2 separate regions of the Homo sapiens genome follow, and region 1 is linked to region 2. A link is an interaction called in ENCODE POLR2A ChIA-PET data of the cell type or tissue named here. Cell type or tissue: endothelial cell of umbilical vein. All regions are shown on one strand. Each heading gives the region's core, and the rest is flanking DNA. Links, peaks and the distances in the headings are about the cores only. Region 1 overlaps PLAC1 (placenta enriched 1). Region 2 overlaps PLAC1 (placenta enriched 1).

Region 1 (16,477 bases), core at 6,209-8,708, 64 kb before region 2:
CCTAGAGACTCTTCTAACAAGTAGAATATGGCAGAAGCCATGGGATGTCACTTCTGTGGCTTCTAACTTGGGCCTTTTGTCATCCCCTTCCCCTTCTCTCTATCAGCTGCCATGTTATGAGGACACTTGGAGAAAGCTACAGGAGAGGAACTGAGGTCTCCTGCCATCAGCCACTTGAGTGAGCATGGGAGTGGATTCTCCAAACTCCAGTTAAGACTTGAGATGTCCACAGTGGCAGCCACTAGCTTGACTGCAACTTACGAGAGACCCTGAGCCAGAGGCACTCAGTTAAGTCATACACAGTTTCCTGACCCGTAAAACCTGTGACACAATGAAGGTTTGTTGTTTTGGGGGTAATCCGTTATTCAGCAATAGATAACGAATACAGAAGGCTTGTAATTGTATAACCAACGTGAGTTTATAAGCGGATATCTGACCTCATTTGTTTTCTCCTGAAAAAGTTATAGAAAAATCACAAGACTGCAAGTCACTCTCTCTCTTTCTTTTGTGGGGAATAAACAAGTATAATTACAATTTCTAAACCTATTGTTTTATTCTCAAATATAATTACAATTTAAACAGGATATTGTAGAGCTCCATCATAGGGATTAACACTAATTAGAATTAAAGAACGTTTTTGTGAAAGTCAGCTTTTTTTTTTTAAATAAACACTCGTCCCTTGATAATGTATTTCTTTTTCATAAAATTAAAAAAAAAATGTGGGTTGTAGTAGGTGTATATATTTATGTGGTACATGAGATGTTTTGATACAGGCATGACGTGTAATAATCACATCATGGAAGATGGCGTATCCATCCCCTCAAGCATTTATCCTTTGTGTTACAAACAATCCAGTTACACTCTTTTTGTTATTTAAAAATGTACAATTAAATTATTATTGGCTATAGTCACCCTGTTGTGCTATCAAATATTAGGTCTTATTCATTCATTTAACTATTTTTTTGTACCTATTTATCATCCCCATCCCCGGTTCCCTCCCACCACCCACCCCACTACCCTTCCCGGCCTCTGGTAACCATCCTTCTACTCTCTAGCTCCATGAGCTCCATTGTTTTGATTTTTAGCTCCCACAAATAAATGAGAACATGTAATGTTTGCCTTTCTGTGCCTGACTTATTTCACTTAACATAATGACCTCTAGTTCCCTCTATGTTGTTGCAAATGACAGGATCTGATAATGTATTTCTTATAAACGTGTGTGTGTGTGTGTGTGCTTAATTTAATGCTTGACTAAGCCTTCGTTACTGGTGAAGGAGGGACGGGTGTCTTTCTGTGCATCTCCAAAGTGGGCTATAGGTTCAAAGTAGTGAGAAAAGACTTTTTGCCCTTAACATTTACATATAGTTTACACAGTTTTCTAAAAAACCTGGTTGGCTACTTTCAGGCTACAAGAATAAAAATTTAAACGTTACTTTGAGTTTCCTTTTATGGGTCAAAAATCTCGCTATGGCCCTAAGTTTTAAATATTTGACAAGCAATTATCATAACAAACGGTTTCAGACATTTTTGGCTTTCCCAGAGATTGAAAGGTGAAAATGTTCATTTCTTTTGTTCGCAATGAAGCATTTCATCTTATTATCACAAATATGACTAACACTGTTATGGATTTTTATAAATCATGTCATCTTAAAAATTAAAGAACATTACCACAATAAAGGAGAAAAACACTCTTTTGAAGTGGCATTTCAAAAGGCAAATGAATTAGTCAATTTGAAATGCAGTTTTTTCACAAGGTGTTATCTTCCCATCTTTAGAATGGTTCCTTTAGCTTATGGACTCCCACGCCCTTTCTCATTACCAGTCAGTCAGTCAGTCACCTGGATTGACCATCTATTGGGTACCTTCACCAAGTAATGGAAAAGCAAGGCAAAGCAAACAAACAGGCTGGGTGTGGTGGCTCACGCCTGTAATCCCAGCACTTTGGGAGGCCAAGGCAGGTGGATCACGAAGTCAGGAGATTGAGACCATCCTGGCTAACACAGTGAAACCCCGTCTCTACTAAAAATACAAAAAATTAGCTGGGCATGGTGGCATGCGCTTGTAGTTCCAGCTACTCGGGAGGCTAAGGCAGGAGAATCACTTGAACCCGCGAGGCGGAGGCTGCAGTGAGCCGAGATCGTGCCACTGCACTCTAGCCTGGGTGACAGACAAAAAAAAAAAAAAAAAAAGCAAGGCAAAACAAACAGGAAACAGCCCCCACCCTGCCCCACTCAAGACATACACAATCGAATTGAGAAGATCAAACATGCACCTGAAATGTTTGAAGAACACTTTTTTCTGAGTAATGATATGCCAAGCCAACAAGTGCAGATTACTATTGAATTTTGAAAAATTATGCCTAATTATCCTGAGACATTAACCCATGCAAAATATGATCCTTGACCACAATGTTTCTTCGCATCTTTTTTTTTTTTTCTTGAGACGGGGTCTCTCTGTGTCACCCAGGTTGAAGTGCAGTGGCACAATCTTGGCTCACTGCAACCTCCACCTCCTGGGCTCAAGAAATCCTCCCACCTCAGCCTCCCAAGTATCTGGGACTACAGGCATGCAATGCACCACCACGCTCGGCTGATTTTTTTTTTTCCCGTATTTTTGGTACAAAAATGTAAACATACAGGCTGGTCTTGAACTCCTGAGCTCAAGTGATCTTCCCGCCTCGGCCTCCCAAAGTGCTGGGATTACAGGCATGAGCCACCATGCCTGGCCTGCATCTTTGTTCTTACTGCTTCCTTTGCCTAGGATGCCCTCCTCCTACATCTTCACCTGATTCAATTCTACCTCTCACTTCAGGTCCAATTCAAAGGCTCCCAATTCTGTGAAGCCTGTGCTTACTCCCTCTTGGCTTATCTGTTGTACTAGAGGCTATAGTCTACCCAACTTTCCTCCCTAGAATTTCATGAGTCATATTTCTTCCGTATCTCTGATCACTTCTCTTCTATCTATTTTGATGACTGTTCTTCTCCTGTCCTTTTCCTAACAATGCCATGAGGATTGACTATGAAAAAATTCTCTTTCCTGCACTCATGTAATTTCCCCCAAGGCTTTATCTCCCAGTAATTACATTTCTCGAGCTGATTCCTGGATATATCTACTTGGATGTCACTGTCATCTCAAACTCAACATGTCCAACCTAGATTCATCTTCCCGCCATCCTCTACCATCACCCCAATTTCCTTACTTAAATCCAGGGCTTACCATGTCTTCTGAGCTTCTAGGGCTCTTGATGGTGACATCTTCTTTGAGTCAACATCTTCTTTTTCACATATATCCAGTCAGACAAATCAGAGCATAGCTTAAGTCTTGTCCTCCATGAAATCTGTCTCTCTGCTCTAAGGCCAGGAGCTTTCTACGCTCCAAATTCAATTTCTCTCTTAATCGTGAATGAGGCTTATATAGACATTTAACTGTTTCCTGTAGGCTAGAATGAATGAAGTCCTGTTGTTCTTCACTTGAAATGGGTCTCATTTTCTTCTCTTCCTATCCTTCAACTCCTCCCATCTGCTGTCCTTATCTCCTCTCACCTAGGTTAGAGCAATAGCCCCCTAAGCGGCCTCCCTCCAACACAGTGCCCTTGTCCACCCTGTTCCAGGGGTTATGCCCACAAAGAATACTCTTCATCCTCTTCTCTGCTTAGCCAGGTCCTCCTCATCTTCTAACAGTGGGGTCATTGCCTACCTCTACCAAGAAACCTTCCTGGATCTTCTAGTCCACATGGAAGTCTCTCTTCTCTGGGAGTGAGTGTTGAGCATAGAGGGGAAAGTGGACTTTGGCGCTAGACAAACCTGGGTTTGAGTTCCAGTGATGTCATTTCCTAATGGTACAATCTCCACTTCTCTGAGCCTCAGTTTCCTCATCTATAAAACAGAGAAAATAATTTTCATTTTGTAGAGCTGTTGTGAGGATTAAATGAGATCATATATAATGTGTCTGAAACATAGTAACTCCTGTTATTACCATGGAGGTCTTGAGTCTTTTCTAAGGCTGATACATTATGCAACTTCAGGGCAAGGCTCTGTGAATATCACCCTTGCAGTTGTGAAATGCTCAACTTGCACCTCGTAGCCCAAGTCTAATGTATCTAGATCTAGTATTGGTTGTTTGCAAAGTTGCTTGCCTGTGTTTTGGTATTAAACAATTTGTTAGCTTCAGAAGAGAGGATGGGGGAGGGATGTGCTAGCTTTCTTGTACACAGTCTCATATACCACTCATGCTCTAGCCCCATCACTCACCACCATCACTGCCCCGCTACACTGCCTCCATTGTATTGGACCAGACCACTTGCACTTTCTCTGATGACCTCAGCCCAGGTCCTCACGTCTATGCACAGGCACATTCTCTGGACTGGAGTAGCCTCTATAGCCTCTATCTCTGTAGGCCTCTTTACTTGTCTCCCTCACCCAAATTAGATTGTGTCAGTCTTGTTCCCCATTGCATCCCCAGCATCTAACATAGTGCTTGGCACATAAGACAGGCCCAATAAACATTTGTTGCATGAATACACTGTTTTCAGGGATTATTACTTAGTTTTCCTCAAGAAGAGGCAAGGGATTTTTAAATCTAACCGCTCTGTTTCTTCAACTACCATGACTGAATTTCTAAATCTACTCACCTACTGAAGCACTTTGCCTATATTAAATGTGCAAACATTGTGTCAACATTGTGTAATTTTAATTAATTTATCTTCCAGACAGGGTTTCTGTCATCCAGGCTGGAGTGCAATGGCACGATCATGGCTCACTGCAGCCTTGACCTCCCAAGCTTAAGTGATCCTCCTGCCTCAGCCTCCCGAGTAGCTGGGACTTCAGGCACACATCACCATGCCCGGCTAATTTTAAAAATTTTTTGTAGAGATGAGGTCTCACTATGTTCCTCAGGCTGGGCTCAAACTCCTTGGCTCAATCAATCCTCCGGCTTTGGTCTCACAATATGTTGAGATTACAGGTGCGAACCACTGTGCCTGGCCAAATTAATTTATTTTTAATGACAAATAAAAATTATATATATATGTATATATGGTGTACAATATGATGTTTTGAAATAGTCTACTTCTTAATAGGTATGTGGCCTTGGGCAAGTATCTTAATCACTCTGTGCTTCAGTTTCCTTATTTATAAAATAGATATGAGAAGAGTAGTTCTCTCACAGGTTGTAGTGAAGATTAAATGAGATGCTTTTACTATCTGGAATGTGTTCTCTCCAGATCATCCCAGGACTGGCTCCTTCTTCACATTCAAGACTTAGTTGAAATGACAAGTCTTCAGAGGCCTTTCCTACTCTGGTCCCTTCTCCAGTTTATCTCATATCACTTTATTTTAGTTCTCCATAGCATTTGTTGCAGTCTGAATATTTATTTATTTTCTGTGTGACCTCAATTTTTCTGAGTCCCTTTTTTTTTTCTTGAGATGGAGTCTCACTCTGTCACCCAGGCTGCCGTGCAATGGCGTGGTCTTGGCTCACTGCAACCTCCACCTCCTGGGTGCAAGCGATTCTTCTGCCTCAGCCTCCCGAGTAGCTGGGGCTATAGGTGCCCACCACCATGCCCGGCTAATTTTTATATTTTTAGTACAGATGGGGTTTTACCATATTGGCCAGGCTGGTCTCGAACTCCTGACCTCAGGTGATCTGTCCACCTCGGCCTCCCAAAGTGCTGGGATTACAGACGTGAGCCACCATGCCCGGACTTTTTTTTTTTTTTTTTAGACGGAGTTTTGTTCTGTCGCCCAGGCTGGAGTGCAATGGCATGATCTTGTCTCACGGCAGCCTCCGTCTCCCGGGTTCAAGCAATTCTCCTGCCTCAGCCTCCCAAGTAGCTGGGATTACAGGCGACCACCACCACACCCAGCTAATTTTCATATTTTTAGTAGAGACAGGGTTTCACCATGTTAGCCAGGCTTGTCACGAACTCCTGACCTCAGGTGATCCACCTGCCTCGGCCTCCCAAAGTGCTAGGATTACAGGCATGAGCCACCACTCCTGGCCTCAATAATAAATTTCTGTTGAACAATTCACTTACTCTTACTCCTCCCTTTCTCTCTTACTCCTCCACTTTCTCTCTTACCCCTTTGAGAAAGCTAATAGACAGCCAAACTTTAGCAAACATTTTCTGATCATAGATGTTGGGGGAGAAAAACTCCTTTCAAAGCACTATCAGTCTGTGGCTAAAGCATAAGCTCTGGCTCTCGGCATCAGGAATTTGCTGTCTAGCTGGTGGGTAGTGACGTGAGTGCTTCTTAGAACCATTGATGGTTTATAAATCACCAGTGCAACCTATGCTTTTTGTGGATAAAAAGTGACACAGTTGTAGATTGAACTAAGAAACGATGTGGCTGAGTACTAAGTTAGTGGTGCAGAGTGTAAGGGAAATGGGGATATAGACAGAGGGTCAATTGCAGAAGGCTTTCTTAGAGGAACTTGACAGAGAGGGAAGTCATCCTAGAGAGAAGGGACCAGGCACCAATGTTTGCAAACCACTTAGAACAATGTCTGGCCCATACTAAAAATGAGGTATGTGTCTATTAAATAAAAATGCCCAACATATTTTTATGCGATCAGAATTTTATTTTATTTTTTGTTTACACATGAATATAAAAATATAGAAAAAGGCTTAATTCATGAAGTTGCTATAGGTTTCTCTTTCTCAAAAGTGCTCACATGAGGGTCACAAGAGCACTTATTTGTCAGACATTTGTACACTATATACTAATTCTAGAAATAGCATCTTCAGGAGACCCCAAACCTGAGGATCACATGGACCCAATCATATCATCTGTGTGAAGAGACCAATCCTCAGAAATATCAAGAAAGTGAGATGGCTGCAGAGGTTGAGCCTCCTGAGCCCCTGCTTGGTGACAAGGGACCTGGGTATGCTCTTCTTCACTGAAGACACAAGGTGGACAATCGCAGTTGGGCCTTTGACTGGACTGTGACAAGCTGAACACCTCGTAGCATTTCTCATCCTTCTGGGCTGTGGCCCTGCTCTTGCTGGCTACTCTCATGGAGCAGGGCTTGGTGAGCCATGGGGACTTTTGGGGGGCAGCACATGACACTGGGATCACAAACTTAGATGGCGTGCCCTTAGAAGAGTAGTGTATCTCAGTGCTGTAGATAACCATGTCCTGAGAGACAGCTTTGGCCCTGATGCCACATTCAGTAACACGGTAGGTGAACTGGTAGGCGTGTGGCTGAACATGGTTTGGGGGGCAACCCAGGCCCAAGTGTAGTTCATGAAAGTGTACACACACATCGTTGTTTAGCATGAAGGGGTGCACTGTGACCATGAACCAGTCTATGGAGCACAGCACAGTCATTGGACTTTGTCCTGAACCGGCTGAAAACGCAGAGGTGAGGAGGATCATCAGTCCTATGAACTTAAAAACTTTCATCCCTGCAGCCAATCAGATAATGAACCACAGGAAACAGGAAGCCGTCCAGTGAGGATTTCTAGAGCACAAAAAAACACAAGAGGCAAGTCATCTTATTTTCTATTGAAAGTTCAAACATGATATATTTTTTAAGCAAAGGGCTGTTCCTAAAGCATTAAGAAGAGGAAAACACTCATTTGAGAGAGAACTGAACTTTAATTTCATTGTTGGAACTCACGTGTTTATGGACGATTACAATGGCTTTTTAAAGTGACTTTCCCATGCTGTTCTAGCATAAAACACATATCCCTAATATGTAGAACAACAGTTTACACTGATCAGGAGTGGCATCCTTTTGTGTTTAACCTCAAGATGAACCCAAAACAGAACAGTTTTTGTGTCAAACGTTGAATAAAGAGATAGGAGATAGAGTTTAATTCAAGATGGCAATACTTCCCTCTTTAGGGGCCTCCATGTCCTCTCATAGGCCATACTAATGAACCCTTCCCTATCGCTTTTTTGTTGTTGTTACAACAGATTTGATCAAATAAAAACCTATGAAGGAATTGTGGTTTATTCTTAACAACCAGATATTGAAATTTTGCCGAGTGGCTTACTTAAAATGATCAAACGAATGCTTCATAAACTCTGGCAGCAGCATCATAAGTCATTATGACCAATAGAGTCCCTGATAAATTCTTTAGGACACCTTGTAAAATACTAAAATTGTGGAAACATAAAAACATGCTGGTTTTTAATTTTACATTTTTCAATGCATATTACACATGAAAACTACCGTAAAAGTCTTATATTAAAGAAAGGGGCGGCTTATGCCCATAATCCCAGCATTCTAGGAAGCCAGGGTGGAAGGACTGCTTGAGCCCAGAAGTTCAAGAGCAGCCCGGGCAATATAGTGAGAGCCTGTCTCTATAAAACAATACAAAAAACTAGCTGAGTGTGGTGGTGCACGCCTGTAGTATGAGCTACTCGGGAGGCTGAGGTGGGAGGATCGCTTGAGCCTTGGAGGTTGAGGCTATAGTGAGCCAAGAGTGTGCCACTGCACTCCAGCCTGGGCAACAGAGAGAGAGAGACTCTGTCTCAAAAAAAAAAAAAGGGAAGAAAGAAAAGAAAGGAAAGAAAGAGAGAGAGAGAGGGAGGGAGGGAGGGAGGGAGGGAGAGAGGGAGGATTGAGTTTGTACTTTACACATTGATTGACAAGATATCTCCTAAAATCTTTGCATTACGTCTTTTATTTTCTCTAGCTTTTTATTGTTTTCTTTTTCCATAGGAAGCTCTGTGGCCACTTCCTAGTCCTATTGCTTCTAGCTCTCAAAGAGTGACAGGCAGACCAGTGAGGAGAAAAAGCAGTGCTAGGAATAAGTATCTAAAACATGCTATCAGAAGGAGGTAACAGATGAAGAAAGAAGAAAGCAAGAGCAACATCATCCAATGTTTTCCAACTCAACTTTCATTTTACAAGTGAAAATGACATAAATCACATAGTAAAGTACCTAAAGTTTGGAAGGAAATGTACATGCATATAGGGATTCACTTTTGTTCCCTGCTGAGATAAGTAACCCCTGCACAAATTCATTCTTTGACTAATATTTGTTGAATGCCTACTATGTGCACGGCAATGGGCCAAAAAACGTCCCAAGACATTTCTCTCTTCTCTTTTTCCCCAGTTGCAAAAATACAGCTCTTTCTCTTCCCTTGATAGTGACGAATTTGCTGCATTGTTTAATGGAAACCATGGCACAGGAGCCCGCTAGAAAAACGCACTGGCCTGGATGAAATGTTTTGTTTCTGATTGGTACGGATTGGTCTCACTGTCTTTCACTCTGCCGTTAATGATTCCTCATTCTCTCAGGGGTGTTGTGGGTGTAAAAGAGAAGCCCCACAGGTCTGCCAGGCTCCTTCCTCTTTGTTCCTTCTGAAATGTCTCTTCTGGGACAACTTTTTTGGGTTTTTTTCACAAAGCAAAAGTAGAAGCAGCAGCAACAAACAAAAACCTACTCCCTTTCTCTCCCCCGCACCAAAAATCCCCAAAACAAACAAAAAGGAAACAATAATAACAACACAAATAAGTAAATTCTGATGTGAGCTGGTCCTGGATGACTCAACAGTTAAGTAAAGAAACCACCTGCTCTGGAATACTGCATAACATTTGCTGAGGTGCCTTTTGGAAGCTGAGATAATCACCCCATCACTACTGCACTATTGTCTTGATCTATAGAAGACCACCTTGTCTTAAATGTGCTTTAGGTGGGTTTTCTTTCCCTTCCTGCCTCTCTCTTTTTCTCTCTCTCCTTCTTTCCTTCTTTCTTTAACATCATCCCACAACCTGGGCCTAATTGCCCTGAATGAAAACCTCCTCCTTAAGTAGTTCTGGACTAGGCCAAGGAAACAACTGTTTTTGTTCAAACCCCAAAATTAACACCCAAGTTTAAGGCTACTCTTTTCCAGAGAGCTAAGCCATCCATTTCCTCCCCCTCCCTCAAGCATCTTTCCTGTACTCCTTCTCCTCCTTCCCCAAAGATAATCCAAATATAATTATAAAATGTCTAGAATTTCTGAGAAATGAGACTGTTGTCCCTCAAGCAATCATTTTAGACTACCTCACTTCCCACCCCCACACGTTCACTTCTTGTATTATGTTGCACTGAGTCAGTCTCAAAGGAAGGGGCTCAATAATGTCATTGAGTTTAGGGGTTCATTTAGTACAACTCTCCAAATTTGAACACGGCAGAATCTCTTTCCTCTGACTTTCATAAAGCCAAGAACAGCTCACCATGTGATAGGAGAAATAAACGAAGATGACTAGGCATGTGACAGCACACCCTTCAGCTCAGATAAAGCTTAAAGAAGAGGTCACTGAGACCCAGGTTTAAGGTTGCTCATCTCTAAGGGGAGAGAAAGGAGATTAGGGGGAAAGCAGAATGTACTTTCTAATGAGCTTGCGAATGCCCAGCTCATTGGCACACTTTGAGACTTACTCCTTCTTGCTGAGAACAGATCCTCAAAGCAGGGCAGCCTCCCTTCTCCTGCTACCTGCAATTCCTAGGGAAGGGTAGAGTAGTGTGTGTGTGTGTGTGTGTGTGTGTGTGTGTGTGTGTGTGTGTGTGTTTGTGTGTGTGTGTGTGTGTGTTGGGGGACGGTTATTATTATTATTGTTATTATTTGAGACGGAGTCTTGCTCTGTTGTCCAGGCTGGAGTGCAGTGGCACGACCTTGGCTCACTGCAACCTCCGCCTCCTGGGTTCAAGCGATTCTTCTGCCTCAGCCTCCCAAGTAGCTGGGACTACAGGCAGGCACCCGCCACCATGCCCTGCTAATTTTTGTATTTTTAGTAGAGATAGGGTTTCACCATGTTGGCCAGGCTGCTCTCGAACTCCTGACCTCAGGTGATCCGCCTGCCTTGGCCTCCCAAAGTGCTCGGATTACAGGATTACAGGCGTGAGCCACCACGTCCGGCAGGGGGGATGGTTATAAGTCATTCACAACACAGTGTGAATTCATCAGCTGACTTTTCTAACACCTTGCTGAGATGTGCTGGAAGAATGGGATCCCGAACAAGGGAGGGAGAAAGTGGGCTCTAGTTATTGGGGGCAGAGGGAAAAGAAGGCTGAGGGGTTAGAGATGGGAAGGAGATGCCAGAAGAGAGGGCTGTGTGGGGGTGCCCAGCTGAAGGTATTTTTAGCCATCATGCGGGCCATGCACAGTATCCCAGGAGCTGTGGGCAGAATTCTATTTAAAGTCTTTAGAACTCTTTAGAGCTGACGTGGAGTTGGGGACTGGGGAAGAAATAAATGCAAAGAAGGGAGCACTCATTTTGGGACTACTGTCCAGCTTCTTGGGGAGGCCTCTGTGCTGAGAAAAAAAGCAGTCTCAGGGTCTGTATCACTGTAGCCCCATTTTGACTCGATTGCAAATTAGCCTTGCAACATGCCCGAAGCAATGAGCCTAGATGCATTTGTATAGCCAAGTAGGGCTCAGCTGTTGGTACACAGCGTCCTGAACTGAGCTATAGAGAGGTCAGGCAAACCCAGAGCTTCTAATAACACCTGGATGCAAAATGTTTGCTTTCCTTGAAGCTACAGAGTACAAGTAGCTTTCTGTTTTTTTGTAAATGGAGTTTATGCATATACATTTCCCACTAGCTCCTTTAACAGAGTTTTCCTCTTTCCCTTTTTTTCAAGAACTCCCTAATAAGCCTTAATAAATTTTCTACATTAAAAAATCATAAAACATTTCATTTTGGGAATATAAACTGTATTTCCTTTCTTCCCTCATAAACACATATGCTCTTTTAATTAAGTTCAGAAAAATGCCAGTGTTTATGTTTAAGAGCTATCTATATCAGTCACTGACAGTGATACAATCTGATTAGCAAAGCCAGACTGAGATCTCGTAGTACTTGTGAAACCAAGACAGCCCTTTTCTTCTTATAGACAGGAAGAGAATGGATTGGCCAAAACAAAAAAAGGAAAGAGGAAGAAGAGCTGCCACTTAACTCCCCCATCGTTAAATTTTTTATGCTGAAAATGCTGCTTATAAAGTTCAGCAGTTGTTTTGTTTTTAAATTGACAAATAAAAATTGTATATATTTATGGGATACAGTGTTCTATGTATACATGTAACAATGATCTATGTTTACATTGTGGAATGATTATTTTAGATCAAGCTGGTTAACATGACCATTGCCTTACTTTAAGAAGTAGAGAGTAGAATGGTGGTTATTGGGGTGGAGTGGAAGGGGTAAGGGGAGATACTGGTCAAAAAGTAAAAAGTTGCAGTTAGACAGGAGGAATAAGTTCTAGTGATCTATTGCACAGCATGGTGAGTTCAGCCAATAATAATATATTGTATATTTCAAAATGGCTAAGAGGGTAGATTTTAAGTGTTCTTACCATGAGCTCTATTTCTTAATGTTTTATAATGAAGAGATTGAATATTGGTCTAAGCACAGAGCATTTTTAATCTCAGGACCCCAAAAAAATCCTTTTAAAAAGAGACAAAAGCTGAAGTCCAAATTAGTTTTGTGACGTTAGAGAGAGAATTGAGAAGTGTAAGAGAAATCGCTTTGAAAGCAGACAGGATTTTTTGCCTCCCCATCTCCTCTGATGTCGTTAGAGACACGTATGAACTCTTTGCATGAAGAATGGGAAGGGGAATTAGCTAAACATTTCCACATCTGGTTTTGGAACGGTTTGGAAAAAGAATTCACTCCATAGGCTCCTGGAAGCTTTTTGGGTCGACAGTTATTTATTTTTAAAATTCAGTATACTCGTGACAGCATAGTTATCATTTGTATATTGTTTTCCCAGAAACTTGTTGTCAAAACAAAAGGAAACAGCAGGGAAAAGGAAACTCCAAAGCAGCATGCAATTATCTCAGGGAAATGTAACTGTCAGGGCTTTGATTTGCAGCAAAGTTTGTTCACTCTCTTGCAGCTGATTTAAAGAAAAATGAATCTGAGTCAGAATAAAGATTCTTTTACAAGACAAGAACGGAAAAAAAGGAATCCTAACACTTTGTGGGTGCTTTAGTTTAAACATTCAAGCAGTCACATTCTGACTGTGACCTGCAAACTATCTCAAGGTTTGAGAGCCTTTTAAAATGGAGGTTCTTTTTAAAGCCCAGTTTTAAGGAATTAGTTGGTTCACTGCTCTCAAAGAAAGTGACAATTGTGATTAATACTAATGATGTTGAAAGTACATTAAAGCGAGTTAGAAAATTAAATAACTGCTTTTGTAGAATTTACATTAATTTTAAAGACGCTGAGACCGGTTTAGTTTTCCAACCTCATGAAGCACAGTGTTAAAGTAACCGCACATTATTCATCATTTTGTGTGGAAGAAGAATTATGAACTGCTAATGCTTAACAATGTCCATTTTCTCAGCAGAGAAAAACACCTTGACCGAACCCTTAAAAAGGCTTCATTAAAATTAAACTAAAAAGCAGCCATTAAAAATTTATTTCTGATTCTAAAACTAACTGCAGAAAAATTGGGTGGTGTCGAAAAGAAAAAAGAAGGAAACACCCTTCTCAACCCCCAAATAACCATTGTTAAATTTTTTATATATTTCTAATTTGGGGGGAAAGTATATGTCCACATATATGATTCAAAATTATCTCGGGGGAAAAAAGTCAAGGCTTTTTGAAAGCTGTTTTTAATTTTTGACATTGAATTTTAAAGCAATCAAAGCATTATTTTTGTTTGGGCCATCTGGTTTTGTTCTTATAATCTGTTAAGCTATCAAGCATAGTTTAAATGTCATGGTTCATCTCATACACAAATAAAGGTTGCAAAATAAATAAGAATCCAAGCTCCTTGTAAGAGAGAAATTTCCGCTGGGTCGCAAATTTGGTTACTAAAAGGTGAGTAGTCCAATGTGAAATCAAACCATAATAAGGCTACACAACAAGGGTAAACCATGCCCTGACTGAACATAAATATTCCTAAATAAATACAGAAAGCCATACTTTAGAGGAAATTGCAAAGATCAGGTCATGGGAACTCCTCCCCTTTTGTGCAGAGAAGCTGAGTTGGTTGAATTTTAAACTTGAACAAAGAGATGTATTTCATAATTTCCATGAAGTGTGAGGGACATCCCAAATGTATGCCCCTAATTCAGTTTATGTTTTAACTTAACAATTTATTTGAGTTTGATTTTTTTCAGAAAACTACACCCTTTTCCACAAAGCCCCAGAGTCCCTTCTCATTTTAAAAGACAAGGTAGGTTTGTGTCTGTGCAGACCTCTCAACTCCACGGCAGCCACGGCCACATTTTTAACCCATTAGTAGTCTCTGGGAGTCTGCCAAAACCAGATAAAGGCCCATTTGCCTGAGGTGATCTGAAATCATCAGAAGGCAGAGGATTGAATCAGATGTTCCTTCAAGGGCTTCACCACCTCTTTGATACACCTGTGTCAATAAATGAGGGCTCTAGATGGCTTCCAAAAATGGTCAGGCACATTCCCGTCTCCCTTTCAAAATTGGGATTTTTGAGTACAGGTTTTCTTAAAGTGAGGTGCACGCATATGGCCCCTTAGGTGTGGCCTAAGTCCAAAATAAACCACAGTTGACTTTATAGGCTACTTGGCTGATTTTTCACTGACTTGACCAGAATGCATCTTTCCAAAACCCAAAGCTACCTTGTGCATGCCCCACCCAGAATGTGGTCACTTGGTGCATGTGTATAACATCCTGACTGAGGCCATTCACCATCATTTGGCTCCTGAGACGTAGAGAAGGTTTTAGAAAAGGTTCCTTTGATAGGAAGGCTGTTGGTCATTGTTAGCGAGCCTACAATTTGGGAGGCATGCGTGCATATCGGAGTAGGTAAAGATGCATTGCTTTGTGATGAGGACATTGTAGGAAGATAAATTTTCTCTCTCTCTCTCTGTCTCTCTCTCTCTCTCTCTCACACACACACACACACACACACACAGTGATGGAGAGACAGACACACACACACATACTGAGGAGAAGAAAATCCCCAAATCTGTTTCTTACTATTGCCCTGATCCCTACTATTTCTCCCCATTCCTTAATTATTGTACCATAAATTCCTTTAAAAATGGGGTCTTGATCTACTATAGTATCTGGTACACAGTAAGTACTTAGTAAATATTTTTTAAATGAAAGAAGGAAGAAATTAATGAATGACCACCAGAAATCACCACCTGCCCCTGTGCCTCCTTGTCCAGCCCCTAAGGGCCTGAATCTGGTTATTGGCTAACCCCTTCCCCCACTCCTTCTCTAGTCTACCAGTTGAAGGCCTGGGGTAGCAGTAGAGCCTTTCTATAATAGTTAGAGAGTACAGAGTCCTAACAAGCGTCCTGGCCTGTCCACTTGCACACCTGCTTATCTTCTAGGATCATTGATGCCAAGGGCTCTATGTCTGTCCCATCCAACGGTACCCAATGTCCTGTCAATTAGCTCTTAGTCAGTGACTCCAAGTGCAGCCAGCACTCTTTGTACCCCTTTTCCTCCATCCCTGTGATAAGTCGTCCTCTGGAAAGAAGACAAAGTGGAACTCTCCCCTAGTCTGGCCTTTACATGGGAGGAAAGAAGAAATTATCAAGCCGTATCTAGACCAAGTCCAGGCAATTGAGAGACAGCATAATCAGAAGCAGAAGCCTCAGGTTCACGAGGTACTGAAGAATGGTGGGGTGCCTCGAAGGGGCTTGCTAGAGTCCCCAAGTTTACCCAGGCAAATGGACTTAGCCCTGAGGTTGTCCAAGGATTCCCTTAGCTAGAAAAAGGAACCTAAACCACAGGCTGGATATCTGTTCCTCCTGAGAGCAGACCTACACATCCACTCCCAGTTCCATACACAGATACAGAAATCAGAAAATGCTAGAGGTTCTTGGGAAATCAGAGGCAAGATGGGTGAATTCTCCCCTACCCCAACTTGACCCTTGGCTCCCTCTGGGCTGGGCTTTTCACTCTGCCAACTCTGGACTAAAAGAGAGATCCAGGCTAACTTCACGTCAGTTTGAGTGTCCCCGAGCCTGAATGTTCCCAAAAGTGCTTTGCAGTTGACCCCATATCCACATATGATAGAGTATTGTACTGGTAAATATCACTATACACTTCTCTGATCTGGACTTTCTATATAACGAAGATTTGACTTTGGGTGTGATAGCTCCTTATACTAGCAATATCAAAAAACATAACAATTTTTTAAAAACTAGCTGGATGTGGTGGTGCGCACCTGTTGTCCCAGCTACTTGGCAGGAGGATTGCTTGAGCCCAGAGTGAGACCCTGTCTCCAAAAAAAAACAAACAAAAAAAAAAGAGCAAGAACAGGGTGTTGAGCCGGGCGCAGTGGCTCACGCCTGTAATCCCAGCACTTTAGGAGGCCAAGGCGGGTAGATCATGAGGTCAGGAGATTGAGACCATCCTGGCTAACACAGTGAAACCCCGTCTCTATTAAAAATACAAAAAATTAGCCAGGCGTGGTGGCACGTGCCTGTAGTCCCAGCTACTTGGGAAGCTGAGGCAGGAGAATTGCTTGAACCCAGGAGGCAGAGGTTGCAGTGAGCTGAGATGGCGCCACTGCACTCCAGCGTGGGCGACAGAATA
Region 2 (16,477 bases), core at 7,696-10,195:
AGTGATCCTCTCTTTTGAGTTCAAGGTGGGCTCAGAATTGAAACTGTCTTGAGATAAAGCAGATCAGCCCCAATTCACCCCTGGGCTCTGAGCAGAGGAATGTGAAAGGCCCCTCCAGTCAGGGAAGGCATCTGCTCCGCTTGGCTTTGGGCTGTATCAGTTGGCAGATGAAGCTCTGTGCAAATGCTGGCCAGACCAAAATGGTGCCGAGACAGCCACAATGTTGTTTAGAAAAAAGAAAGGAAACATCTGCAAATCCTGCCTTGGTGCTGAGCGGGGACAGCCTGCTGCTTTTCCTCATGGGCCCACGGTGGGCTACCTCCTGACTGATCAGAAGGGTTCCCTGAAACAAATGCATTTGAAAGATATTTTCCATCCCCCTCCTCCCCCCTCCACAGGAAATTCTTGTGTTTAGTCATCCTTACTACATGGGCTGAGTCAGCAAGCTCTGCTTTAACCACAGCTGCTTTCAAATGGTAAGTTAAGACCAGTTAGTTGAATGAGGAGGCTTGGCTGAAACACTTTGACAGCTGGAGCTCCAAAATCGGATGGGTAAACTAGAGGAATTGCAATTTGGATACTGCTCAACACCTTCGAGTCCTTCTGGGTGGGCCTCAGTTACTTTTTTAGTACATTGATACCATGGAGCATTCCAGAACTAGAAGGGACAGCACTTTGAGTGCCTTAAGAGATAACTAAGGTGCAGTGGCAAGCTGTGTTGGCCTAAGATTTAAATCCTGGTCCTGCTAATAATTTGCTATATGACTATAGGGCAATTATCTCCTCCCTCTGTGTATTAGCATTCTCAATCCTTAAAATAGAGGTTTGGATATGATGACCTCTAAGGGTTCTTCCTGCTCTGGTGGTCTATGAAACAATCTAGGACAGATGGCCAGCCACTCTTTTCCCAATTTACCAGGGGAAGACACTACATAACCTGTTTTGGGAATGTGGCCCAGCATTTTATCTGTGTGTGGTAAAAATGTCTTCCCTGGGTCTAACCACAATCTGTTTTCTCTTGTTTGGGCCTCTGTAGACATGGAGCACCCTCAGGGAACATTCTTTTCTAAAGATCCTTTGTCAACTACAAGAGCCTTCACGTCTGAGCTCTGTTAAATCCTCTGCAATGGCAGACAATTGCTTATTGCTGGGGTCTCAATGAGCACACTTTCCCTCTCGTCAGATAGTTTTTCATATTTTTGGTCATTATCACTGACTTGTGAACCCAGGGACACTAAGGCTGGGCTAGTTGGACAGTAGCTCTATAGAAAAGGGAAAGTCATCTATTCCAGAGCAGATACAAGTTGTTCTCACAAAAGTTGTCCTAGACCACAAAGAGTCTTGGACACAAGAGGGAGGATGGCCCTGTGGAATCCAACCTTTCAACTCCTGGATCCATACTTGGACATTTGAGCCCAATGGACAAATAGTTAACATTTGCCGAGCACTTAATATGTGTGTGCTACACGTTGTTCTAAGCACTTTACATGCCCACGTGATCTTATCTAATCCTTGCAACTGTACTCTGCAGTAGTGTGATTATTATTCGTATTTTACAGATTAGGAACCTGAGGCACAGAAAGGTTAATTAACTCACTGGAGGTAAACAGCTAGTAAGCACTCTAATCCAGGAATGCTAGCTCAGGGATCTCTGCTCCACACCATTATGCTTCTGAGTGGGGCCAGCTGCATGGGAGGACTGAGGCTAGTACTGATGATTCTGGCTCCTGTGAGGGACAGCCCGCCCCACATGCCGCATGTGCCTGCATCTCTTGTCAGGTGTTGGTTCCTGCCCTGGTTCCCGTGGCATTCTGTGCCCCTTCTACATAGAAAGAAGCTTCCTCGTGCAGAGCTGCAAAGTGTTGACTTTACAACACCGGAAATGGGTCATGTTTTCCTTTTAAAAGGGAAACACAGGGAAAGAACATTATATAAAATTAGTTTCCCCAAACTAAAGAAAGAGTTGGAAAATAGCCACATTCCTCTCTGCTGATAAGTGCATTAGATTTATCAAGTGTCAGAGTTTGGGGAGAACTTGTAGCTTGTCTAGTCCAAGTCCTTCGTGTTACATATTAGGAAACTGAGGCTGAGAAAGTGGTATTAGATACATGCAGATCGAGGGCCAGGAGAGCTCTTAAAAGGTTGGGAAATGGACAGAAATGACACAGACTAATTTATAATTGCCCTTTAAGCCAACCCTACAAAGGAATCTGAAGGACGGATTCATCCACACTGGAGCCACTTTTTCCAGTGGGCTTCCCCAACCCCTTGCATAACAGGGATTCCATAAGCATGAGCTTCAAATGCACTGAGATAACACCCAGCTACCACATTCAGATGATCAAGGTCCATGGCTAAACGGTAATGTTCCTATAACCTTCCTTAACAGCAAACCTGCTTTCAGAATAGATCCCACATCAACAATCACAAAGGACTTTGGAAAAAGCCACTTCTGTTGAAAAAGAAGCTGATCAACCACTGGACTAATGACTGTGATACAAAGAAAAGATACCTCTCAAAGCCTACTATAATGAGAGCAGAATGGAGCCATCTTACTTTTCAGTATTGAATGTGCAGATGTTACTGAAATATTTTCAAGCCAAAGGCTTGTAAAGTATTACTTTAAAATAAATTATATGATAGTATAAATTTTCACTGATCTTAACACAGGAGTCAATATAGAAAAGCTAGAAGAAGAACCTGGGGCTTTGTATGTGGTTAAAACTGCCCAGGAATTGGCCCAGGGGAATAGTATCTTAATGGCTGTTTTCAAAGAAAGATCCTCTTGCATTCCCCAGTGTCAACCCACAATGTATTTTCCAGTATCTTCCTCCTAAACTCAGAAAAAAGGTGTCAGCATTTAAAAATACAAAGTACACAATGGGAGATCTTGCCTAATTTGCCTGCTAATGAAGCAGATAGATAGATGACAGATAAATGATAGATAGATAGATAGATAGATAGATAGATAGATAGATAGATAGGAGAAACCTTATTAAGTATCATGTCTCCTAGGTGCAACTACAGCTAGACTCAAACAGATCTTTAAAAGATCCACATCGTATTTTGGGGCATGATCTATTACAGCCTACTGACTTTCCCACATAGAAAGTCAGCCACATACCATCTTACAAATAACCAAATGAACTCCCCTTCATTTTATATGATAGCTGAAGCCTGATTACCTTTCATAATCAGCCAATATCTTAATTCATCCCAGGTTGCAGCTGGGCTCCAGGAACATGGAAGAAGCTTGGTTTAGGAGGGAAGGCAGAGGGTGAGAGAAATGGGGTATATGTGTACATGTGCATGGCACACAGAATCACTTTTGAAGATTTTTATAGGTAGTCAGTACTTCTAAGCTAGAAAAAACCTGCCTTTGTAGTGTTAGGGGATGACATTTCATTGCAAAAATAAATGATTTGGTCATTACCATTTCATGGTTGCTGGCAACCACCCTCCTCTGCTTTCTAACAATTTCCATTTTAGGCACTGACAAGCCCTTCAAAGTGATTCAGCCAAATATCCACCCAAAGTTGCGTATTTGGCAGTTTCAAACTGAGAAATCTGGGTCCTCTGGGCAAAAATGTCAGAAAGGGCTCCCTCCTTCTTTGTCAATTGTGAAACAAACAGATCACCATGAACAGTCACTGGGGGCTCCTTGGGCAGCCATGCCGAAGGAAAGGGAAAGAACGGAAGTTGTTGGCAGGGGCTGCTTCCTTGGCTTCAGTTTTTGCTCTCTCTCCATTGCTGCTTGCACTTTTCCTGAAGGCCAGCACTGCCTCAATCTTTAACCCTAACCAAGGCGAGGCACTGCTTTTCCACAGGCAAGTGTCCCCTGCAGAAAGAAAGTGATGACCAGGAATGGAAATCACTGGGAAATGGGTCTCGGAGGCTGTAGGGTTTAAGAATATTTTGGAAGCTCACCTCATCCAACTGGCTGAAACTCGCAGGCTATCACCATGCATCCTCACTGGGGAACTTTCAGGCTGGTCTCTGGAACCCATCTGGTCCTCTGTGCCCTGAGCAACCACAAAGCCTAGAGCACTTTGGTTTGCACAGTGAGGAGCAAAAAGTGGAGCAGATTTCAGGGAGCCTCCTGCCTGACCAGCGACTTCAAGAGCCTGAATCCCAAAAGTGCTTTCACACACGTTCCCTTCAGCCTGAAAGGTGGCTCCCTTCTCTTTATTCAGAACTCACTCTAAATGCCAGGCCACCATGGCGACACCATCCTGACCCTTAGTCCATGCCCCACCTGTATTTTTTCTTTTGCCATCTGTAATTCTATATTTGTGTGTTTACTTGCTTTTCACTCACCTTGCCTATGAAACAGTAAGCTCCCTGAGGGCAGGGGACACTTCTGTTTTGTTCAACAGTTTACTCCCAGTGTTTATCAAAGTACCTGGCACATAGTAGATGCTCAGTAAATATTTGTCAAGTGAATGAATAAAATAGTGGTATTCTGTACCTAGTTCATTTTGTGGAAATTTAAAAAGTAGGCCTATTGTCTCCACACATAGGTCTCTCCAATAAAAGCTTGCATTGGATTCTGTTGTAACCCATCTCTCTGGGAGAGACAGCTTGCCTCAGCTATCTTCTCTCCCCATCTACTCCCTTCTTCTTACTTGGCTCATGACACCCAGGATCTGGCACCAGGGCCTGGTAGCTTTTTGGCCAGAGGCAGTTAGTACTGGGGAGGTGCCAAGCAGAACTGGCTCTGCTAGCAGTGAATCAAACTTATCACTTGGAGGGACAGACCATTATACTTCATAATAACACTTGAGTTTACCTTCCCTTCCCTTTGGGAGCTGTTTTAAAGAAGTTATTTAAATCCCCTAACTAAAAACAATAGCCAACCTTCTCAACTACAAACAAAATCAAGTTGTTATTATTATATCTGAAAATTGCCCTGTATTCAGTTTGCCAATCTTCCTCCTAGAAGCCTCTCAATAGGCTGTCTATTAAATGACAGCCACACAGGAGGATCACTTGAGCACAGGAATTGGAGGCTACAGTGAGATATGATCACACCACTGCACTCCAGCTTGGGTGACAGAGTGAGACCCTTTCCCTTAAAAAAAAAAATGACAGCCACAGCTATCCAGCTGCTCAACACTTCAGCATAGTTCCCCTTCCCTCAAAATTAAGTAATGAAGAGAGATGAGTTCCCAGTTCTCCATTTGAAAATGGTTCCCAAAAGGGTTACTGTGTCTTCTGTTCCCTTTCTTCCTGTAATTAGCTTCGACAACATTGATGTTGTTTGGTAGGAATGGTATGAAAGGCCTTGTGCTTTTTGATTACACTTTTGAATGATGACCAACTAATTTATTTCTGCTATAGTATATCTACCAAGGAAGGTTCCCTCCCACACCCCTAATTTAAAATAATAATCACTCAACTATGAAAATCTTCCCGAAAAAGTCTATCAAAATTTAAAATATGTTTCTTTCAGGCCAGAAATTCCACTGATTGGAATTGATCTTATATACATACCAGTATACAAAGATATACGTATATCCAGCATGCTCACTAGAACAGTGTTTGTCGTAGTAGTACTCCCACAGATTGAATGCCTAAGCAGTCACAAAAGGTACAAGGCAGATTTATATGTCTTATCATAGGAAGATCTCCACGATATCCTAAATGGCAAAAGCAGATCCTGGCACAGTAAGATCCTATTCGTCTTTGGAGTCTGTCAGTTTCTCCTTCCAGTTCTATTTCACAGAATTCTTTATTTTCATTCCCTTTCATTGGTTCTGCCTCCTAACTGGTTCCTTGGTCCTGGGGCCTATCTTTCCAGTTCACTTTTTCCACCAGCCAGAATGAACATTCTAAAATACCACTTTTGTCAGAGGGAGAGTCTCAAGCAACCAAGCTGTCCCAATTACAGAGGCAGGATGGGGGAGTGTTTCTGTGCTCTGGAATTAAGGGAGACCTGGATTTGAGGGGAGGTTCCACCACTGACTAGCTGTCTGACTTAGGGAAGATGAGTTAACCTCTCTGAGCCTTGGTTTCCTCATCTGAAAAATGGAGGTAGTGCCTACATCACAACTGTAGGATGAAATAAAAAAGGATGAAATAAAGGTAAAAGGAGGAAATAAGAAAACCATGTAAAGAGCTCAGCATGGTGCCTGGCACATCGTAAGTGCTCAATAAATGGTAGCTATTATTAATGTTATTATTAAACCAAGAATTGGTTTACTGGAAGCATTAAAATGCTTTTTAACTTCACAACACCTTCAGAATAAGGTTTGCACACTTCCTTCACATTTACTGGGCATCCCATATCCACTGTGTATAGTAAAGCTGCTTTTTTCAGTCTGTTTTTCCTGATAATCACTGCAAAGGCTGTGCATCTCTCTTGTACTCCAGAATCTGATGAATGTGTCTAACTCCCCTGGATCCACGACCTTCAGGAGTTTCTCTATATACTTTGATTATATGACATCCCTTCTATGCCTTCATCTTCCCCAACTATTTTGCTTTAATCTTTCCTGCCTGGCCTTGTAAGGCAGCTTCCCAATGCCCTTGACCCTTTCCTGGTTTCGTCAAGACCTTCTTTGTGGCTGCCTGTTTGGTGTTTCTCTTTTTTGGATTGGGTGACTGTTTTACTCCACTAATTCTTTAAAATGAACAGGGCTGTTAGCTGGTACTGTGGAATGAAAGGGCATGCCAGTTTGGTGTTTCTTGTAGAATCCTAATGTTATGCCTGTATTGTGAAAGGGCAACAATGTTTTCTATATTCCATTTTGATTCTGCCTCTTTCTTTTAGTGGGTTCCCTGAATTCTGCCTGGAGATGAATTTCCTCTATGACCCTGGGCATGTGTAAGAGACTCCTGTGCCTGTTTCCTTATCAGTGAAGTGAGAATGTTGGATCATAGTTTCTAGTATGTCTTCCAGCTCTGATGTTAGGTGTGGATGGAGTACTGATGGCAGACTAAAGTACTAAAGTCCTCTCGTTATATCCACCCCCATACTGGGGCTGGGCTGGTTCAAGTTGAAATTAGCTATTCTGTGGGACAGTTTCATTTATTTCTAAGAGCCCATCTTTTGAAAATTCCTCTAATGTCCACTAAATATCAAAATAATTGATTTTTCCATTTTTCCATGGCTCACCACAGCTTCAATTTCCAAGTCCCACTTACATTGAGAAAACCCCTGCATGCTGAGCTCCGGTTAGATGTGATGGCAAATAACTTTCTATCACCACCTCTATCTCAGTAATTCTCATCCTCACACATGTACATCCCTTGGTCTCTTACAGGCAAATGCTGACTGGTTGATTATTTGCACTGATGATTGCAGCATGCCCTCACTTGGATTTTGCCTCCAAAGTATTTTTATTGAGAGTTTTTATATTAAACATACAGTAAGTCCCAAGCTTGATTTTTAACTGATCCCACATGAAGGAATGATTTTCAACTCAGAACACATGAGGAACATCTGTTCCATTTATTTGAATTCAGGCGGTCCCATTATTATTATTATTATTATTGAAGCTGACTGTTGAGTATCAATATTTGTCTCTTTCAGTTCCATTGAACTTTCCTGAGTGCCGCTCCCATTTGTGAATTTTTAAAACATATATCCTGAAGTCTTTAAAACAGTGGAACAACTCACATTTTCCTTTTCCTTTTTCTTGAGTTTTATTGCAGAACTTGGGTCAAGCCCTTGTGATTTCTTGTACATGTGGTTGGGACATGAGAGTCCCTGTCAGATGCAGCCAGAGTCACTGCTCAAAAGTCCAGACATGAGGTGCACAGCCTTTGAGGCTGCTTCATGAAGGCCACCCCAGACCTTTGACACAATCCGATCTTCAGTCTTCAGGGAGAACTTCACTGATCTGGGAATTCACCTGCAAACTGGAGGTAACTGAGCTGAGGTGTAGCTCTTTGCAGCCTCTAGATGTGTTTGGACCAAAAATTCTCACCTTTGATGTCAGGACACGTTGGTGTTTGATAATCAGTTATTATTTCTTTCTTTCTTCCTCTTCTTCCCTTTTTTTTTTTTTTTTTTTTGAGACAGAGTTTCGCTCTTGTTGCCCAGGCTGGAGTGCAATGGTGCGATCTAAGCTCACTGCAACCTCCGCCTCCCAGGTTCAAGCCATTCTCCTGCCTCAGACTCCTGAGTAGCTGGGATTACGGGCATGCGCCACCATACCTGGCTAATTTTGTATTTTTAGTAGAGACGCGGTTTCTCCATGTTGGTCAGGCTGGTCTCAAACTCCCGACCTCGGGTGATCTGCCCCCCTCGGCCTCCCAAAGTGCTGGGATTACAGGCGTGAGCCACCACGCCTGGCCTCACTTATTATTTATTTCTAATAATCAAATACCAAAGCTTGCATATGATTTACTTAAAAATAAATTTGAGCAGATTCAAAGATTTCTCTATAAATAACTCTCACTAACATACCCATATGCTTTCATGAGTGGGAGAGAAGGAGGTGGGGTTATATTCAGCTCTCTGGGAACTAAAGAAAACTCTGGGTGTGCCCAAGGGCATATGAATACTAGGGGCACTCATACCAGGCTACTAGCCCTGCCAACACATGGGTATTTTCACAAGGGGCTCATGAGATTATTCCCTTGCCTATGGGGTCTGTCACAGTGGGGATTTAAGGGCGGGCAAGATGGGGCAGGCAGCACATACCACGAAGAGAGTATGTTGCTTCTAAGTAAGTAGACTGGCTCTAAGTAGGGCTGAATACATGATAAATAATGGAAGGACTTGAGTTGGAATCTTAACTACTAGTGCGATCTTGGCCAAGCTACTCAATTTCTCTTAGTCTTGGACTACTCATCTTTGAAATGGGAACATTATTATTATCTACTTTAGAGAGTTGTTGTGAAGATTAAACAGAATGGTGCAAATCAATCACCCAGCATGTGCCTTGATTAAGCTAAGTATTCTAAAAAGCAGTAGCTGCTGCACCTGAGGAGGAATCCTCATGTCTATTACAGTGGGTACTCAAAGAATACTGGCTTGACAACAAAGACCACATACTGTATGATTCCGTTTGTATGAAACGTCCAGAATAGGCAAATCCACAGAGACAGGTAGCAAATTAGTGGTTTCCGGGAGCCGGTACAGGGAGGGGAGGGGATGGGAAATGAGTGCTTAACAGGTATGGGGATCTTCTTTGGCGATGATAAAAATGTTCCAGAACTAAACAAAGGTCATGATGGTATAATATTGTGAACGTACGAAATGCCACTGAATTATGCACGTAAAGGCCTGGGCCCTAGCCCCTGTCTCAATGCAGCTGGTGGTTTGTTGGCCCTCTTGGCCTTGCCCCTGACCTGAGCCCATGTAGGAGGAGAAAGAATAGTAGGAGTGGAAAGGTGCCAGCAAAACCCAGAGCTTTAAGCCAAGGCCCAGCAGAAACAGTGGTGTCCAACTCAAAGCCACCATTCCTTAGGCTGCTCCAAGCTGACCAGCCCTGGTGGAAGCCACGGATGGCCCTACTCTTGAAAAAGGTCACTCTCCACACTTCTGCAGGGAGCACAAGGAGGCTGATGTTATTATTAAGCCCTTACCAAATCCTCCTTGAGCAATCACCCAACACTCCAAACACCAAGATTCTTGAGCTGCAATCAGGAATGTCCCTGGAGTGAATTAGTTTTGGCTGGGGCGTGGGGGTTGGATTGAGCAACGAGCTCCAATCTGGGGTCTAGGGGTAACTGGAGCATTTGAAATTTGTTACCCAATAAAAATCTCTGCTAAGGCTCAAGACTGAAATAACTCAGCTGGGCTCTGGACTCAGCAGGGACCATTCATTAACTAACACTTCTCATCTGTGATAGTTACAGACAGGTTTTTTCATGCCCCCCAAAACGGGCTTTAACGTTGCAGCTGGCAGACAGCTGTGGCCTCACAGTGTTTACATTACCCAGACTAATGCAGTCTGCGCAGGAGACACAGAATGAATCTGATTTAGCTTTTGGAAAATGGGATTTTGAAAAGTTCCGTGGTTTTCTCTCACCCCTCCCTTCCTGAGCTGCAGAAAGACTGAAGGTGGAACGAAATAGGCATGGCTAGGAAAAGGAGACTCTTGTTTCTTGGGCTGACACTCTTCTTTATTTTGGACTTCTTTGTGTGACACCTCCAGGTGGTCAGAGCTGAGTTGAGGCCTTAGGATTAAGACAGCCAAACGGTGGTTCATCACTCCTGAGCTTTGCCTTATTGGTCAGCATGAGCTCCCTGGGGACTTAGCACAGCCGGCACAGAGACAGCTGGGCAAAGTCCCCTCAGCAATGGTCTAGTCCCTTTCACCTCTAGACATGAAAAGTACAGCTGTGCTCATAACCAATTGTCCACAAAGTGCAAATGGAGGCTGGTTAATCCTATTGGGGTCTGTAGGACCTACCACACTGCCTCATGGGGAACCTACTTTGGTTCCACAGTCCTTTTGCATTGTTTCCTCAGGTCAGTGTTAACTAAGGTTCCCAAGTCCTGTCTATTCTTCTTTCAAAATACATCAGACATCCTCCCTTCTTCTCTGTCACCATCGCTACTGCTTTGGGTCAGGGCCATATTTCCTCATCTCCCAGGGCAACATCCTTCTAACTGATCTCCTCTTCCTGCCTTCTCTTCCAGATGGCTCCTCCACAGATCTAACCTTCTATCAAGTCCCATCCCGTCCTGTCCCATCCCATCAACACACATTTCCTGAGTGCTGACCACGTGTTAAACCCTTTGTTAGGCATTAGGGATATATGCATCAACCAGATGTAAGCTGTTCCCACAAGGAAATCAGTTTGAGGGAAGAAGTACAAGGAAGCAGTGAATTACAGGAAAATGTGTAAAGTGCTAGGATAAGGCCCAGGGGGTTGTGGGAGCCCAGAGAATACCAAAACCAGTGTTGAGGGGAGGCTGAAGAGAAGGCTCCCCTGATGTGGTTTTCATCTGGCCACTCACCTCTTCAAAATGCTCCATTTTGCCTCCACAATCTGTCTCCAACCTTCTTTTTCAATCAAACATCCCATTAACTCCCTCAAAAGAAATCTCTATTCCAGAAAGACTAGTCCCCTCAATGTTATTCAACATACATCTACTCTCCTAGCCCTTCAGCTTTGCTCTTGCCCCATGCTCTTGCCCTACACCATGCCTGGTTCACCCTATTTTGGGGGTGTATGGCTCCTGTTGGTAGGCATCATTTCTTCCCCGTCTTGTCTCCCCCTAGCACTGGCATTGTACCTGGCACACAGGGTCTGTTGACTGATGGCCTACTAAGCACATTTTCTTTTCACTGTGGTACTAATAGGACTCCAACAAGCATGATCAATGGTTTTGCTGCTCTTAGGGTTATCAGGAAAATCTGTGAATGCAGATGAAGGAGTTTGGAAAATTGCTGATACATTTCGGTCAGACTGTCCCCAGCTTTGTCCTGACCTCCTGCAAAGGTCAGGTTGTGAATAATCAAGTAGAGATTAGCAGTTTCAAGGGTTCCAGTAGGCGTATAGTTGGATATATTTTCCATTCTGATTTAAATATTAAGCTTAATTTGTTTTTGGCTTTATTATTTTTTGTTTTGTTTTGTTTTGGTCCTGAGCCTGTTGGTCAGGGCTAATTTGTACAGCTGCTTTTTCGTTTGATTTCTTCCAAGAAAGCAAGAGGAAATAAGGTTGCCAGCAAATTTGCAGTTACCAAGGTTTTCCTAAGATGAATATTATTTTTCTCTTCTAATACTGCCAAATACAGTATAAAAAGAAGCATGTGATTATTCCACAAATTTAGTTGTACCAGGGGTCAAATCCTGTACTCCATCCACATCCTGATGTTGGAAGACCTATAATACAGATCTTCTGATCTACTACTTAGGAAAATTGTACCATATTTCCAAAATTGTAAATTCACCCTGATTTTGTGCTTGGATTCTCAGACTTGACTCCTAGATTTTAGCAAGAAGGGCCAAAGGGGCTGATTTGGGCAAGGCAGGGGAAAGGGAAGTAGTGGAGAAGCCAGGACAGGAGAAAGAGCACTGGAGTGGGAGTTAGGAGCATCAGGTTCTGGTCCATGTCCTGCCACTGACTAGCTGTGTGACTTGAGCAAGTCACTTCCTCTTTCTGAGCATCTACACAGAGGGATTGGAGTAGGCAAGCTCTAAGGTTCTTGTCTGTCAATTATTATTGGACTCTGTGGCTCTGGGTTGGATGTTTCTATAAAGGGGGAAAAAAACCCCAAAGGCTTATGGGTATTAACAAGGCTTCTTCCCACTGGTTTGCACTTATGAGGCATTTGCCCAAGTTCATGCTTGCCCATTTTGAAGCCTGAGAAGAGCTCTCTGGAAGAGAGTGCCCATGTCCTTGCTAAAGGAGTGCAAGCCTAACTGGGTAGCTGGTACTGAGTCTGAGTTATGCCTGGAGGCCACACGTTTAATGGCTTTATTGAGATCTAAATTACATTCCATACAATTCACCCATTTAAATGGCACAATTCAGTGGTTTTTAGTATGTTCGTGGAGTTCTGCAACCATCACCACAATCAATTTTAGAACATTTTAATCACCCCCAAAAGAAACTCTGTACCATTAAGCTGTCACTCTTCCATCCCTGAATCCCCACCCTGCTCAGTCCTAGGGAACCAGTAATCTAATTTCTATTTGTATGGATTTGCCTGTTTTGACATTTCCTAGAAATGGAATAATATGATGCAGTCTTTTGTGATGGCATCTTTCACTTAGCATTATGTTTGCAAAGTTCATCCGTGTTGTGGCATATATCAGTTCTCTACTCCTTTTCATGGTTAAATAATATTCCCTTATATGGATATACTACATTTTGTTTATCCATTCATCAGTTGATAGACGTTTGAGTTGTTTCCTCTTCTTGGCTATTATGAATAATACCGCCATGAACATTCATGTACAAGCTATTGTGTAGACATATGTTTTCACTTCTCTCGGGTATATGTGTAGGAGTGGAACTGCTGAGTCATATGGTAACTCTATGTTGAATTGTTTGAGAATTTCCAAACAGTTTTGCAAAGTGTCTGCACCATTTTACAGTCCTGCCAGCAGTGTCTGAGAGCTCCAATTCCTGGAGGTGACGTTTTGATCCTGTCCGATTGGTAGAGGATACTTTCTAGGGTTGGTGGCTTGGAGAAGCCCTTTCCCTGGGATAGTCTGACCATGCAATCTTAAGTTGTTAAGGGAACAACTTTTATAAGCAAGTATTTTTTACACTTGCTTATAAAATATATAATTATAAAACATATTGCTGCCAAACAAGCTGGGAGGTCATGTGAATTATCTGCCCAAGCAAAAGGGAGTGTGGTGTTTTTTAATTAGAATAAGGATGAAGGATATTCAGAACCTTGGTCTGTCAGAGAACTTGGAACACCCAAATGCTATATTTCATTCACATTTCTCTCTCTTTCTCTCTCTGGAGACAGGGTCTCACTCTGTTGCCCAGACTGGAGTGTAGTGGTATGATCATGACTCACTGCAGCCTCAGTCTCCTGGGGTCAAGCAAACCTCCCACCTCAGCCGCCCGAGTAGTTGGGACCACAGTTGTGATCCACTACACCTGGCTAGCTAATTTAAAAAAATCATACAGACAGGGTCTCACTATGTTGCCCAGGCTGGTCTTGAACTCCTGGACCCAAGCAATTCCCCTGCCTCGGCCTCCCAAAGTGTAGGGATTACAGGCATGAGCCACCTCACCCAGCCAAGTTTCTCTCCAAACTTCACCTTATCCGTGGAAGCTTTTCTGCAAAAACTTCCATCCCCTCACTGCACCTCACCCCTCCTCTGAAATGCACTTCCCTGCACTTTGAATCTCATCAGGATTTTGTTTCCACTGTGTGCAATCCTGGCTCCCACAGCCATTCTGAAGCTGTCCTTCAGCAGATTTGAAAGCCCGTTCTTTATCCCAGTGAGATAGAAGCTCATCAACTGCAAAACTCTGTAGTCTTTCTAGCTCTGGGTGTGATCCTGTACATTACATATTTGCTGCCTAAAGCTAAGGTGCTGCCTAAAGCTAAGTTTATTGTACAAACTGGAACACTTTTGTGGGTGAAGGGCACAAATGTGCCTTCGATAATGACACTAGGACAGCAGGTGTAACACAGGACTATCCTGAGCAAACCAGTACCTACGTTCCCCCTACCTAAAACACAAAGTTCCTTTTTAACTTCTATTGTTCCTACCCCAAATCCCAGGAAGTACTGGTTGACACCAAGGCTGAGTAGGCAGATATACCAAAAAACCCTCAACTCCCTCTACCCCAGAAATGATACAATGCTTACAGAAAGTAGCCTTGAAAAGGGTTAAAACTTACATGAGCCCACGACAAACCCTTGGCATCTTAACACAAGTCATTTGACAAAGCATCCTGAAAGTGTTTCTACTGAATTCCTATAGGTCTCAAAGGCCAATGATGGCTTCCTCCAAGTCACCTTTTCCCAGGATCCAATTGCCATATAACAAAATGAGCTATAAAGGCTACAGAGTTTCACATCTTGATAAGGTTCTATCTCACAGGATAAAGAATGGGTCTCAAATCTGCTGAAGGGCAGCTTCAAAATGGCTGTGGGAGCCAAGATTGTATACAGTTGAAGCCAAATGCTGATGAGATTCAAAGCGCAGGGAAGTGCATTTCGGAGGAGGGATGGGATGCAGTGTGGGGATGGAAGTTTATGCAGAAAAGCTTCCATGGATAAGGTGAAACTTAAAGAGAAACTTGAATGAAGTATAGCATTTGGGTGTTCCAAGTTCTCTGACAGACCAAGGTCCCTAATATCCTTCATCCTTACTCTAATTAAAAGATATCACGCTCCCTTGTGCTTGGGCAGACAATTCGCATGACCTCCCAGCTCATTTGGCAATGCTTGGGAGAAACCTGGCCTTGCAATCAGACTAAATGATGTGTTACCCTACACTTAATCTCCACCATCCATCAAAATCCAGGGGCCTTGGCCTCAGCCCCTCGACAAGAGGCCCACAGTACCTGGGTAGGATTTCATTCAGCGAATGAATGCAAAGCCCCTAATTCTCCATCCATCTCAGTCCTCCGTAAACAGTTAAAGACTGCAGCCAACAGCAAAAGAACTGCCAACCCAAATGAAAGCAGTGAGTCAGCAAAATAAAGACAGATGGCAATGGATTAACTGTAGCATAGGCAACAAGAAGCAGGCCCTACTTAGTTCTGACCAGATTGCTTTCCCTCAATTTCAGGCAACCCAGCGCTCACATGGAGTCCCTCATGAGCTATGCTGGAGATAGGGGAAAGCAGCCGCTGCACCCAGGGGTGTGTGTAGCCATAGGGGTGCAAGAGAATACTGCTTTAATCCATAGTTTCCAGGTGGTCCAGGCATGGGGAAGGGGACAGGACAGAAGGAAGAAGACATTGACCAGGCTTTCCCCCAACTGTTCCACCTCCCTTGTCAAAGGGCCATTTCCTTCAATAGCCCTATTTGCAAGTATTCTTCTCTGTTGTCCATTAACCATACTTATTGGATCACATATTCCAGTTTGTGGACACACCACTATCGTCACCATAACTTGCCCTGTTCTTGCCCATCAGCTTACTCAAGCTCAAAGTTTAGAGATAGTAAAGGGTTGAAATTATGCTTACAAAGAATTTGGGGGATTGTAGGCTGGGCACAGTGGCTCATACCTGTAATCCCAGCACTTTGGGAAGCCAAGGCAGCTGGATCACTTGAAGTCATGAGTTCAAGACCAGCCTGGCCAACATGGTCTAACCCTGTTTCTACTAAAAATACAAAAATTAGCCGGGCATGGTGACACATGCCTGTAATCCCAGCTAGTTGGGAGGTTGAGGCAGGAGAATCGCTTGAACCCGGGAGGCAGAGGTTGCAGTGAGCTGAGATCATACCACCGCACTCCAGCCTGGGCAACAGAGTGACACTCCATCTCAAAAGAAAAAAAAATTGGGGGGATTGTATGTGAATTTCCTTTATCCATGCCTATGATGGCGCATCCCTATTACTGTATTTCCTGGAACACAGCAGGTGCTCAATAAATTTTTGTGGAATGAAAGAAAAAATGGATGACTGAAAGCTCTTACACAAAATGTGGTCTGAAGCCCATAAACGAGAGTCTACTGGAGGGGAATCCTTTGTTTAAATGTCCTTTTTTGGTTGTTTTTAAAGTAATGCATTTTTATTTCTCAGAAAGAGGATGATGAACATTTAACTTGCACAAAATATTCACTGGCACGTATCGTTTACTCTGGGAGCAGTAGCCGTGTCATTGACCACACAAATAGCAGAAGACACAAAGCATCAGCTTCTACTTCAAAATTCATTGTTACTTTTACAAAGACTGCTTAAAAATGACCATTTTTCACATGCAGCTATGTTGAGATATTATTTTATAAAACAAGACTTGCCATTTAGACTAAAGAGTTGTTCTCCTTAAGTTTTCTAAGATATTTTTTTGTGAATGAGCAAAAAGTGAGTTGACAGTTGTTGAGGTGTTGACTATTAGCAGAAAAATCTTATAAATAGTTCCAT

What was found. Peaks named below come from ENCODE experiments on the same cell type or tissue, not always from the same donor. Only the 100,000 strongest peaks of a DNase experiment are listed, where the experiment ranks them.
Region 1: POLR2A ChIA-PET joins it to region 2 with 5 read pairs; 4 of 35 experiments call an interaction of 5 or more read pairs at or near these places.

Annotation. Positions count from the first base shown.
Region 1 is chrX:134,559,280-134,575,756 of GRCh38, forward strand. It overlaps PLAC1 (placenta enriched 1), which reads right to left. Exons shown (of 3, transcript NM_021796.4): 3 at 6,559-7,461. The coding sequence starts at 7,403. The coding sequence ends at 6,765. LINC00629 (long intergenic non-protein coding RNA 629) reads left to right here. Exons shown (of 3, transcript NR_038998.1): 3 at 107-1,119. Among named protein-coding and RNA genes, the nearest start is that of LINC00629, 17 kb to the left of the region's middle. In endothelial cell of umbilical vein, for the core only: no CTCF peak of the experiment used is centred there; no DNase peak of the experiment used is centred there; H3K27ac peaks cover 218 bases.
Region 2 is chrX:134,621,970-134,638,446 of GRCh38, forward strand. All of the region lies in intron 1 of PLAC1 (placenta enriched 1), which reads right to left. Among named protein-coding and RNA genes, the nearest start is that of PLAC1, 28 kb to the right of the region's middle. In endothelial cell of umbilical vein, for the core only: no CTCF peak of the experiment used is centred there; no DNase peak of the experiment used is centred there.